2 separate regions of the Homo sapiens genome follow, and region 1 is linked to region 2. The links are chromatin loops, found by intact Hi-C in ENCODE. Cell type or tissue: ascending aorta. All regions are shown on one strand. Links, peaks and the distances in the headings refer to the core of each region. The heading gives the core; the rest is flanking DNA.

Region 1 (6,881 bases), core at 703-5,702, 49 kb after region 2:
CCCTCCTGGAATGTACATGCAACAGGGAAGACTGACATTGAACAAGTTAGGGCAAGGGGAATGAACATTATTAAAGGAGAATGGGGTGCTTAGAGCAGACCATAGGGTCAAGCAAGCGGATTTATTTGGCTGAAACACAGGGTAAGTGTAAGAGCATGGTGAGACAACATTGGTTGGAACATTGAGGGCCTTGCCTGCTGAGTTAGGATATTTGGACTGAAATTGGCAGTCTGCCAGGATCCCCTGAAGACTTTTCAGTCAAGAAGTGATATTATTGGAGCTTGATCTGGCAGCATTATATAGGATGACTGGGAACTGAGAAAGACTGGTGTTTCGCCAAGCTTAATTTCTCCAAGTTTAATTTGTTATTTAAATATCTCTTCTTACCACCAAAATGGAGCCTGAAAGCCTGGCAATTAAGTCTCTTTATATTTTCTTTCCTGAAGAACAGATTAATAACACCTTCCCCTCCCAACTCCGAAGGGACATTTTCAAGGCAAATGCGATAAAAGAACTGAAGGGTTCTTTGGATGAAAGAGATAATGTAAATATCATTATCATCATCATTATACTTATTAACTCCGATCACAGCAAGCTTAGATCCCATTAAAATGTCATCTTCTATTTGAAACGTCAATCACCTACTCCAGAAATAACTCGGGATTTTCATCACGGATGCCTCTAAGCTGGCCTGACGGCTTCCGTGGTGAATTCACAGGTTTCCCTGGTAGCTGACATGGCTGTGCCACAGACATACTTGCATTAGGAAACTGTTGGCTAATCGGAATGTTCCCTGTCTCCCTTCCCCCTCCAAACCCTCATTTCTAAGTTAGTGAAAGCTAGGCCACTTATAGCACAAGATAACTGGGGTTATCAGGCTTTTAGGAGGACGGGTAAGTGCCAAATATATTACTGTCACTATAAATAAATAAAAGATTCAAACAAGTATGAACTTGGTAAAATATTGCCTGAGCTGGCGTGTGACATGAATGCCTAAAAGCAATGATGGGTCTCTAGGTCTTGGGAGGCCCCCTCTATTTATAAATGGAAAGTTTAGTCATTTTGGCTATGAATACTGAGAAAGAGCTTGAGTGAATTAACACAGGCCTAAGGAGGTAGCTTGCTGCCCCAACTTTATTGAAGTCTAATTGACAAATAAAAATGGTATATATTTAAGGTGTACAACTTGATGCTTAGAAAGACATTGTGAAATAATCACAGTCAAGTCAATTAACATAGCCTTCACCTAACAGAGTTATCACTTTCTTTTTTTTTCTTTTTTTTTGGTGATAAATATTTAAAATCTTTCCTTTTAGCAAATTTCAAGTATGTAATAGAATATTGTTAACTATAATCACATTGCAATACATTTGATCTCCAGCATTTTTCTATCTTGAAAACTGAAACTTTCTGCCCTTTGGCATCTCCCCATTTCTCACTTTAAAAGCACTTTAAAAGCAGGAACTTTAAATTCCTGCTCATGGACAAGAAAGCTTATTTATTAGCTAAGGCTTTGAGGTAAGAACTCAGAGGATGACCATTCAAAATTAAACTAGGACCCTATATGCTATAGGTTGAATGTGCCTCTATCCCACCAGGGTACAAAGACTGCATATTTCACATTGATGGAGGAAAAGCTCAGGAACCAAACAAGTTCTGATTTCAAGCAACAGTCTAGCTGTGTAAAAGGAGCTAGTGGAATAAATACTGATTCACAGGGCCACAGAGGCTTAAAATTCCAGGGAAGGATGTGAGCAAAGTCATCATTTTGTTTACAGGGGACCCAGATGAGGGTATGAGGTCCCCTAGAGTTAATGCTAAGACAGTAACATGGGGTTTGCTTCTTTCCAGGCTTGATAATAATTGGGAGAGACAGAAGGAATGTTGTTAGCAGGGCAAGATATAATAGTATCAAGGAGTCTGTTAGGAAATATAATTCATTCCCACTTGGTTCAAATAAAGAGATGACCTTAATGAAGGTCTGTTTCAGAAGTATGGGTGTTAAGGGTAAAAACAAGGGGTGGTAAGACACCCGGAAAACAGATGTCAGCAGCACTCCTAGGCCCAGCAGGACAAGGACAGAAAATTGTGCTGCAAAATATAAGACAGAGAAGGCAGGGCCACAGACCCAGCCAGAGAGCAGAGAAGAAGTACCTTAACCTCTTTCTCTCCTAACTCTGATCTGCTGGTGCTCCCCATTGGCTGAACACAACCACAAGATGCAGTTGGGGGCTCAGGGGATGCCTCCAGCCTAGGAGGTCAGCGTTCTAGGGCAGAGAACTGGCAGAGAAGGGCAGAGGATGGATCTGGAGAGTCAGAGGATATCAGCACAAGGCCACTGTGAAAATGAGCTCTTAGCCTATCAGACAGTGGTCATAACCAACTCTGTAAATTTACAAGTCTCTGTAAATTTAAATAATTTATTATTTCAGTTATCATTTAATAACTCTTGGCAGATTCCTTAGGCACATGCCAGTTCTGTGGTCTGGTCCTCCCTCCCTCAACATCAGAAAATAATTGGAGCAGAATCAACACCAGAACATGAGTATGCACGGCCTGAGGGTGGAAGAACGTTGCATTCCAGACCCATGAGTCCTGGACCTCTTTAGTAAGCACTGTGTTATTTCTAAAATTAGAGCAGTCTCTTGGGCACCTGGTATCCCAAAACAGCTAGTTGCCTTTTTGTAGCATGCCCATGACCTTCTGGTAACATAAAGTTGTTTAGGATCCTGAAGTACCTCTTTTCTGTTTCCTTTTGTTTGTACATCCTGCTCATCTTGGCAGGCACAGCTGTTTTGGTTTTACTTGGTCATATTGCTTATGGGGATAATAGTCAGTCTAAACTAATAGTAGTGAATTCCCCTTTCCTGGGGTGTTCAAGTAGCATTTGAAGGACCATGTGCAGGAGTGGTCCTTCTATCCACTAACATCTGATATACTTAACATCCATACCAAGGTATTCCTTTCCCACCCTGGAATCTTTTAGTAGGCCTTTGTACTATATTCTGATTCTGGGTGACTTTCGTTTCCCCTCTACTACCCCTAGTCTCCCAAATAGATGAACATTGCCCTCATCTAGTGTTTTAGTTCATTTTCTGTGGCTTATAACAGAATACCACACACTGGGTAAATGATAAACAATAGAAGTTTATTTGGCTCATGATTCTGGATCTGGGAAGTCCTAGAGCATGGTACCAGCATCTAACAAGGTTCATCCCATGGTGGAAGGCGGAAGCAAGTGCACAAGACAGAGGCACTAGGGATCAGGCTTACCTTATAACTACCCATTCCCATGATAACTAACCCACTCCCATGACAATGACATTAATGCATTTGTGAAGGCACCACCCTCATGACCCAATCACTTCTTCTTAGGCCTCACTTCCAAACACTGTTGTTTTAATGATTAAGTTTCCAATGCTTAAACCTTTGGGGAACACATTCAAATCACAGCATCTACTAAATGACAGTAGTAAGGGTTACAGCTTCAATATGGTAGCATGAAGAGGTCTATGGATTCACTCCCAAGTGAAACTGGCAATTCCTCAAGGATCTAGAACTAGAAATACCATTTGACCCAGCCATCCCATTACTGGGTATATACCCAAAGAATTATAAATCATTCTACTATAAAGACACATGCACACATATGCTTATCGCGGCACTATTCACAATAGCAAAGACTTGGAACCAACCCAAATGCCCATCAATGATAGACTAGATAAAGAAAATGTGGCACATACACACCATGGAATACTATGTGGCCATAAAACAGGATGAATTCATGTCCTTTGCAGGGACATGGATGAAGCTGGAAACCATCATTCTCAACAAACTAACACAAAAACAGAAAACCAAACACCACATGTTCTCACACATAAGTGGAAGTTGAACAATGAAAACACATGGACACAGGGAGGGGAACATCACATACCAGGGCCTGTTGGGTCGGGGGGTGGGGGAAGGACAGCATTAGGAGAAAGACCCAATGTAGATGACAGGTTGATGGGTGCAGCAAACCACCATGGCACACGTATACCTATGTAACAAACCTGCACATTCTGCACATGTACCCCAGAACTTAAAGTATAATAATAAAAATAAATAAATATTTAAAGTCTCTGGAAATGGTCATAAATGTACATAGCAAATGAAGAAACATTTATTCAAGAAAATCTATTAAAACTTGGTAAGATCAGTGAATCAGTGATTTTGACCCAAGACCCACACCCTTCCTCCCCGCTCACAGCTCAGTGAGGCAGAAGCTCCACACCTTAGGGTAGAGCTAAGAACACAAGGCTCCTTTTCTCCACAGATCCTAATTGAAAGTCAGTCTTCCTGGGGAGAGACAGGATGTCAGCATTGCTTATCCTGCCATTCCCACTCATGACCTAATGCTGAGACTAAGTTCTGGGTGAGTGTTGCCAGGAGGGTCTCTTTTCTTCCTCCAAGCCCGAACTCTCAGGGGACAGAGGCTCCACTCTGAGAGCATGGTACCAATATGATACAGGGAGCCTGAATGTCCTTGCCTTGGCTCATGGGGCAGGAGTTCTAACCCAGAGAAGCAAACCAAAAAGACCTGAGTCTGTTGCCTCCTCTCTACCTGGCACTGAGAAACAAAAACAAGGTTGTCATTCAGAGAGAAGTGAACCATATTTTCCCTGCCCTCAATCCCGCAGAGGATGGCTCAGAGATTTTCCCCAGGGGCACAATCAGGCCGTGGAAGGAAGAGCTCTGAATCCCTCCCTAGAGAACTGACTTCATTTGCAACAGAGTGTGAAGTTCAAGTCTAAGTGTGCTCTCAAAAACAGTTGTGGTTGTGGTGAAAGGCAATAGAGAGGAAATTGGTAGATTCCTTGGAGGTAAAGGCTAAATTGTAGGCATCCAGATCAGAGAGGAAGAGGTAAAACTATCTCTATTTAACATGCTTGTCTATATGGAAAATCCTAAGAAATCCACTAAAAATATATTAAAATTAATAAATGAGGCTGGGCACGGTGGCTCACGCCTATAATCCCAGCACTTTGGGAGGCCGAGGTGAGCGGATCATCTGAGCTCAGGTTTCGAGACCAGCCTGGGCAACATAGTGAAACCCCATCTCTACTAAAAATACAAAAAATTAGCCTGGCATGATGGCGCACGCCTGTGGTCCAAGCTATTTGGGGGGCTGAGGTGGGAGGATGGCTTCAGCCCAAGAGGCAGAGGTTGCAGTGAGCCGAGATCACACCACTGCACTCCAATCTGGGTGACAGAGTGAGACCTCATCTCAAAAAAAAAAAAAAAGAATTCAGCAAGATTTTAAGATAAAAGATCAATATATTAAAAATTGTGTTTCTACACATTTGCAGTGAACAAATCCAAAAATAAGATTAAGAAAACAATTCCATTTATAATTGCATCCGAAAGAATAAAACACTTAGCAATAAATTTAGTAAAAGTCCAAAACTTATTCTCCGATAATTACAAAACATTGTTGAAAGAAGTTAAATATCTAAATAGATGGAAAAACTGCTTATGTTCATGTATTAGAAGACTTAATATTGTTAGGATGACAACACTCCTCAAGTTGATAAACCGATTAAATGCAAGCCCAATTAGAATCCCAGCTGGCTGCTTTGTAGAAACTGACAGGCTGATTCTAAATTTCACATGGAATTACAAGGGGCCTCAAATAGCCAAAACAATATTGAAAAGAAGAATAAGCTTGGGGGACTCGCACTCCCAATTTCAAAACTTTAAAAGCAACAGTAATCAAGACCATGCAGTACTGGCGTAAAGATAAACATATAGATGAATGGAATAGAATTGAAAGTCCAGAAATAAGTCCATGTCTCTATGGTCAACTGATTTTCAACAAGGGTACCACGACTATTCAGAGGGGAAAGGACAGTCTTCTCAACTGCTGCTGGGACAACTGGATACCCACATATCCAGCAAAAGAATGAATGAAGTTGGATCCTTTCTTCACACCATATACAAAAAGTAACTCAAAATGAATCAAAGACCTAAATATAAGAGCTAAAATATAAAACTCAGAAGAAAACTTAGTGATAAATTTTCATAACCTCAGAATTGCCACTTACATATGACACCAAAAGCACAAGCAACAAAAGAAAAACTAAATTGAACAACATCAAAATTTAAAACTTGTGCTTCAAAAGACACTGTCAAGAAAAGGAAAGACAGGCACGGTAGTGCACACCTATAGTCTCAGCTTCTCGGGAGGGTGAGGCAGGAGGATCCCTTGAGCCCAGGAGTTCGAGGCTGCAGTAAGCTATGATCTCACCATTGCACTCCAGCCTGGGTGACAAAGTGAGATCCCATCTCTTAAAAAACAAACAACTGAAAAGATAACCCACTGAACCAGAGAAAACATTTGCAAATTATATATCTGATAAGGGACTTCTATCTAAAATACATAATGAACTCTTACAGCTTGATAATAGAAAAGACAGTTTGAAAACAGGCAAAGGATCAGAGACATTTTTCCAAAGAAGATATACAAATGGCCAACAGCCACATGAGAAAGATGTTTGACATCATCAGTCATCGGGGATGTGCACATCAAAATCACAATGAGATATCACGTCATACCCACTAGAATGGCTAGAATCAGAGTCAGGTAATAGCAAACATTGGTAAGGAGGTGGAGAAATCATACCCTCCTAATGAGAATGTCAAATGTAGCCACTGTGGAAAACACTCTGGCAGTTCCTCAAACACCTACACATTGAGTTACCATATGATCCAGCAATTCCACTCCCTGGAATATACCTAAGAGAAATGAAAGCATATGCCCCCACCAAGGCTTGTACATGAATGTTTACAGCAATTATTTAAAATAACCAAAGGGTGCAAACAACCCGTGTATACCAACTAAT
Region 2 (6,881 bases), core at 1,142-6,141:
CAAAACAGAAGATCAGAACATCTCTCTGACTTCTTTGTCTCTAACCTTTAAACCCACGTTTAAGGGTTCTCCTTAGGTCAAGCCCACCCAGGGTAATCTCCCTTTGATTAACTCAAGTCATCTAAGTAGATACTTTACACCTGCAAAATTTCTTTACTTGTGCTATGTAAAGTAACCAATCACAGATATGATATCTTCATCATATTTACAGGTCCTACTCACACTCAAAGGGGGAGAGATTTATACAGGACATGTACATCAAGGGGGCAGCAATCATGGGCACCATTTTAGAATTCTACCTACTATACTTCCTAGTGTGGTAGAAACCCTTCTCATCTCTCTAAATTCATCACTTTTGTTTGGAGTGTATATAATGTCTTGGTTTGGAGTGTGTCTGCATATCCATATGCTTTGGTAACCTCACTATTTAAAATACACTGTTGACTACCTAAAGATTTTTACACAAATAACTAACTCCTCCTCATACTCTGATGAGAAAGTAGTGGCTCCCAAAATTTATTAGCCTTAGTTTGTGTATGCTTAGAAAAGCAAAATTTAGACTGTTTAGAAACCAAATGCAAGTTCAGACTGCTGCAATTTGTAGCCTCTATCCTTCCATTTCTCCAGAATGTCTGAGTCCACATTTTTGTTCAATAAATAAATAATAGTGAACATAATCTGTTTTGGAGAGTACTGTAGCTCCTCACAGTCACTCGATTTCATTGTAGATACCTAAATTTGTTGGTTAGTAACAATATTGTGTAGGAAAGAATAACACAAACTTAAGAGCAAAGCTAAGTTGAAATCTCAGCTCTCTGCTTACTTGCTATGAGACTTTGATCAAATTTACTTACTCTGCCCCAGTTTTCTCATCTGTAAAACAAATCATTCTTGTACTTGCTTCATCAGGTTGTAAAAGTTAAATAAGGTTAATATGAGTTCATAGTAGAGTGCCTGGCACATAGGAAGACTATATAAATGTTTGCTGTTACCATTGCTAACTAAATTCCTTCTGAGAGCTTTGTCCTAAAATTAGAATATAGAAGAGGATCCCAATATGTTTTTATTTAGAAATTTTTAAGACCGGATCATTGAGTACACAAAATGTCTGTTCGATCCCTTTTTGTTGGTAGTTTTGGCTAGTTTTAGTAGTCAACACATACAGCCAGGCATGGTGGCTCATGCCTGTAATCCCAGCACTTTGGGAGGCTGAGACAGGCGGAACACCTAAGGTCAGGAGTTCGAGACCAGCCTGGCCAACAGGGTGAAACCCCGTCTCTACTAAAAATACAAAATTAGCCGGGTGTGGTGGCACAAGCCTGTAATCCAAGCTATTCGGGAGGCTGAGGCAGAATTGCTTGAACCTGGGAGGCGAAGGTTGCAGTGAGCCAAAATCATGCCATTGCACTCCAGCCTGGGCAAAAAGAGTGAAACTCTGTCTCAAAAAAAAAAAAGAAAGTAATCAGCACATATGGACAAATTTAGGAATGAACCACTGAACAAACCTAAGGCATCTCCAAATCAAAGGGTAGTAATGAATATGCAGGTTTTTCTTGGTGAAACAGGTTGGTGTGGTTTATATATTCTGTTCATATTACTTAGTGTTCTTAATCACTCTATAACTTAACATCCTAAGGCCCTAATATACAGAAATTTCATTTATCTCTGATATGAAGAGATCATGGAATACAAAGTCACCTTGGCACAGGATCTTACAATATCCAGTGGACTTAAATGTACAGAATTGGAAGGCAGAAGGCATGGGCTCCAATTCTGATGTGGGCTGCACTCTATGATGAGACCTCAGGAGAATCTTAATCATACAGTGAAGTGAAAATGAGGATGGGCTCCGGAGGCTTGACTCGGCAAGTCAGTCAACCTCCCTTAGCCTCAGTTTACTCATATATAAAATGGGTATACTAATATCTACCCTTTCTTCTTTTTGGAGTTATTGTGAGCATCACAACAAATATTCCATTTTATTGTCACTATATATTCAGAAGGTGTATCTGTTCCACTAGATTAATTTCACAGAGGCAAGCAAGGGCTGTGGCTTAAAAAAAAGAATTGTAGCCTGATTTGAAAAAAAAAAAAAAAAAAGTTGACATCCACCAAATATTTGTTGAACTGAGATGTTATTCACATGACAAAATATGTGTGAAAATGTGATACAACATTAAGCAATGTCATAAAATCAGCCAAGTGTACTAGCAAGTGGCCACAGTGACCAAAGATGTGCTGATTAACAAAGAAGTTTAAAGTAGCATAAAGAAATAAAATGTGGTCTTTTGAATATGACCTCAGACAATATAGTGATTTTGATGCATCAGCAAGTTCCAAGCCATCTGTGCCTTGATGTGCCAAGACAGCTTCTTGAACAGCTTCCTCAGCATTATCTACATGTCACACTCAACATTAAAAGGCAAAACAAAATCAGCAAAAAGTTGGGAGATGAAACCATCTCACTACCAACAAAGCTATGTTGCTACTGTTCAACTCTCTGGAGCTAGACAAGTGTAGGGGTAGAATGATTCTATAATTTTAAAGCTCCTGTAATGTGATGAGTTACAAAGAAACCAGGACAACTTAAGCAGGCATTGAAAACATAGTGGTGACATTGGTGATAGCACAGCTTCTAGCACATGGCAGAACTGTGGTTGACTGAGACATGTCAGCCACAGACAGGCCAACTTTGAGGGCCACATTTATTTCATAGTATCTAGCAGCAGAAACAGCTGAAGGAAAGCAGCTTGGCTAACAGATTGGTGCATATTCTTTAAGGAGCCATAGCTCAGAACTGTTCACCAGGCCCCACAAGCACATTCACAACATTTAGAACGAAGATGTGAAACATTCAAAAGGGGCATTACTGAAAATAAACAGCAAAAGTCAATTTTGGAAAGGGTCAACTGGAAAATATTGCCCTGAAATAAAGAGTATTAAACTAACAGTGCTATAACAAGTTATTATGAATATAGCTTCCTAGTAAAACTATATAAGGCTTTATTTTTGTTTTGTTTTATATTAGGGAGAGTTTTGGGTTTTTTGGGAGTTCTTTTAGTATTTTAGGTTTGAGGGAGATTTTGCAAGAACAAAAGGAAAACTGAACTTAAAAGATGTTTTATTTAATACAGAAAATTGTATTTTTTATCTTTTACTTGTTTTTGAAAGGTAGCCAAAATCCAAACAAAGGACTGAGTTAATTTAGGGCAAAATAATAATATCATCAACTACTAGTTTTGAGCACAATATGCCAGGCACTGAGCTAGGTGTTTTACATGTATTATCTTATTTGTTACTCACATAATCCCTGTTAGAGAGAAAGCACTATTCCCATTTGCAGGTCAAGAAACTGAGACTCAGAGAGGTGAATTTATCCAAGTCACATTGCTAATAAGTGATAAAGACTTTATTCTAATCCCTGGTTCTTGCCACTCACCATGAAGGTCTAAAGGGAGTGAAAAGAGAAGACAGGATAATCATGAAAACATGATAGGATGGAAATGAGAGCCGTAAAAGAAGGAAAGAAGAGAGTAGAAAAGGGAAGGGTAAGGAAGGAGACCAGGCATTGAGAAAGAGAAAGAATTCTTTAGACTGATTGGGTCCCTTAGAGTGGTAATATTCTCAGTGACCATGATCATTCCATATCATCTTAGCTGATGCTCTTTTGAGTCCTGTGGAACATCTTACCAGACAGGCCCACTTCCCACCTTATGTAGTACTTTCCAAGGGCTATTTCAAAGCAGAGGTTACACAAGAAATTTGCCACATGTCTTGACAGCTTCCAGGAGCTGGAAGGAAATCAGATTTGGATTATCTAAATTTAAATTTAAATGTATCCTCAATGTATGTTCTCTAACTGTATACTGGCTTTGCAAAAAAAAAATCTATAATTTTAATTCACAGGAAAGCAGATGGGATCTGTCATGGAGGGATAAAACACAAGAAACATGTCCAAATATAAGAAAAAACAACAGTTGTTTTCTTGTGCACTAATTTTATAGTACAAGTATCTGTCACTGTGTATACACAAGCTGTTATTCATAAAAAATACAATATTTATTCAGCAAATACTGTGTGACTTGTATGTATTTAATGACCAGAAGGAGCCTAAAAAGTTGATACTATAATGAATAAATACCCACTTTAAAGGTGAGAAAACTGAGGCTCAGAATACTAAATAACCTGAGGACACTGGCTAATAAGTAGCAGAACTGGAAGCAGCAGAGGTGATCTGCAGCAGCTGTGACCAGAGAAGAAATCTATGCTGTGATAAATAGTATGAGGAGAAAAATGGGGCAAAAAATGCAAGTATAACATTGTTTTAAAATGAAATGCAAAGTGCATGTAGCATGAAAAGGGAGGGAAGAAAGGTCTTGTAAATCTTTTGAGTAAAGAATGAAAATTACTGTATATACTTTATACTCTAAGGCTTAAATTAAGTAGGTTGTTTTTCTAATTTTCCCTTTTTATTTCTAATTTTGTGGGCTAAAATGACCCATTCAGCTCAGCCGTTGGAATTAATACTGTTTGTCCTGATGGTTTCTCTGAGTAATGCTAAGTTCCACACTGCAGGGTTACTGTCTCAATGAAAGGTGGGTGTGTTATTTGGTCATTTTTTTTCCTCTTGGAAGTTAATAAAGTCAACATTAACCATGGCCATGTAACCACAGAATGGGCAGTTTCTTAAAGGCTCATGGTTTGGATCTTTTCCTGCAAAAACTCCCACTTCTATAGTTATATTTAGTGTTCTAACTGCCTGAATAGCTGGCTTGCTATGGACCCATGTGTCAGGCCTGTTTGCAGCTGAGTTTGTCTGCTTCAACGGAACCTCAATGCCAAGAGTGTGTGGTTCCCAATGGACAGCCTGCCGAGTTCAGCCTCTCATTTCTTCTCCAGAAATCTCCCTCAGTTTAGCATTGCCGATTTGATGCCATATGGCCCTGCAGTTCTCAAAACTGTTTACTTGATATTTACAATTTTTTAAAAATCTTGTCCATGTGCTTAACTCTGAAAGTAATGTAGTATCATCAACATGTGTGGTATGGACCTATCCTGATGACTGTTTGTATAGATGTGATTGAATTTTTTTAAGTACTGCCCCTGCACAAGAGCTAGTTTTTTTAATGTCAGTGCAGCTGTTTTAACTTGAAAAGAAAAGAAAAGCACAAACATTTTATCCTCTAAAACTTTTTAATTTTCAAAGACATAGGACATTTAAAGAGATGTAATGTTTCTGAAACTGGTATATAGTAGACTCCCTACTTCTATTCTCCTCTAACTTTTAAGAATTGAATACAGTTCCTGAGTTGAAATGTTGCATAGTTACATACAAACTTTTCAAACCAAAATTTATGTTATTGCTCAACTCCTCCTAATCTTTGAAATGTTAAGTTATAATAGAAGCAGTAGCATTAGTAATAGAAACAAAAAGTAACTGTATATCTGTTCTCATGATCTCTCCCTAAGCTCAGTGAATTTTCCATGGACAAAGAAGCAGAGATGTCAAAAGGAAACAGTTGTGTTTTCCTGGGTTCATAGTAGCCCAACAAGTCATGGTAAATATTGTGTTTGCTCCTTATTTTATGCTGTAGCAACAATTCCACTTCCTATTACATAGGAAAACCTATTCTGCTGTTAAAAGAGGTCACTGAATGTATTTACTACAACATTAAGACCATTTTGTCCATGGAAATATTTTTTATTGTTCTGAGTCACTCTGGTTTGTGGAATTTTTACATGAGTTCCAGGACAAGGATGAGATGATATATTTATTTTACTTTGTATCCTCTTTAAATGTTTTTTGAATGCATGAATGTCAGGCTTGTTGTCAAAGTATTTCCATATTTTTATTACTTTAGAAGTAACTCTGCTCTATTTGTGTCTCTTAAACTCTTCACTGACAATTCACACTGTGTACTCAGCATGTTGTATTTTTGGAAGAACTACCTGCTTTGCCCAGTGTGATGTGATCTCTTGTTCCCTTGTCCCCTATTCGAGTCATCTCATTGTATGTCTTTACTATCCTAAAGGTTTTGCAGACCTTTGAAAATATTTAAATTGTTTTGTTGAGCTACTGGAAGGACTTGAATTAAATTGTGAGCTTCAATTTGTTATGCTTCACATTCATTTCTTATATTAAAGTAAGCCTCAATAGAAGTGTTCCTTAATTCAACCCAGAATATCTCTGTGCTTTAGACATGCCCTGGAATCATACAAATTCCTGAAATTTATTTTCAAATATTCATTGGTTTGATTGTAATTGTTGAACTTGTTAATCACCTCTAAGGAACTAGGTTTTAAAAGATGGGTAATCATATTAACTGTTTGAATATAACTAACACAGTTTACATTTACAGAGAAGCAAAGGATGTTTTGACATTTTACAAAATATTTGAATAGAAAACAGTGATTGTCCTATGGGTTGAGATTTCAAATTACGAGTTATTGATATTCCTTCCATGTATTATACTGTGTGTGTGTGTGCAATTCTGACTAAATGACTGACATAAGATTTAAAATGGAATCTTGTATTTCCTGGCAAGGGTAGGATAATTGGGTGCTTTGCCTCCCACCTTCCTTTACTCATGTGCCCTAACTAGTCAGCCTCCAATAGTGTGCTAACTGGTCAGAATTGGGTGCCTTGCCTCCCACCTTCCTTTACTCATGTGCCCTAACTAGTCAGCCTCCAACAATGCCCTAACTGGTTAGCCTCCAATAGTGTGCTAACTGGTCAGACTCCAGCAATATCCTAACTAGTCAACCTCTAACAAATGCCCTAACTTGTCAGCCTCCAACAGTGGCCGAACTGGTCAGCTTCCAATGGTGCATTAACTGGTCGTACTCCAACAGTGTCTTAACTAGTCGGCCTCCAACAGTAT

Evidence for each region. A loop is a pair of places that touch in the nucleus more often than their neighbours do. Peaks named below come from ENCODE experiments on the same cell type or tissue, not always from the same donor. Only the 100,000 strongest peaks of a DNase experiment are listed, where the experiment ranks them.
Region 1: a loop joins it to region 2, with 2.3 times the contacts of the local background. A loop is called at or near these places in 4 of 110 quality-filtered maps.

What each region holds. Positions count from the first base shown.
Region 1 is chr1:85,309,853-85,316,733 of GRCh38, reverse strand. No RefSeq gene overlaps it. Among named protein-coding and RNA genes, the nearest start is that of BCL10, 37 kb to the right of the region's middle. In ascending aorta, for the core only: no CTCF peak of the experiment used is centred there; a DNase peak (open chromatin) is centred at 2,583; H3K27ac peaks cover 2,480 bases.
Region 2 is chr1:85,359,126-85,366,006 of GRCh38, reverse strand. The region is part of intron 1 of DDAH1 (dimethylarginine dimethylaminohydrolase 1); the gene reads left to right. Among named protein-coding and RNA genes, the nearest start is that of BCL10, 86 kb to the right of the region's middle. In ascending aorta, for the core only: no CTCF peak of the experiment used is centred there; no DNase peak of the experiment used is centred there; H3K27ac peaks cover 1,805 bases.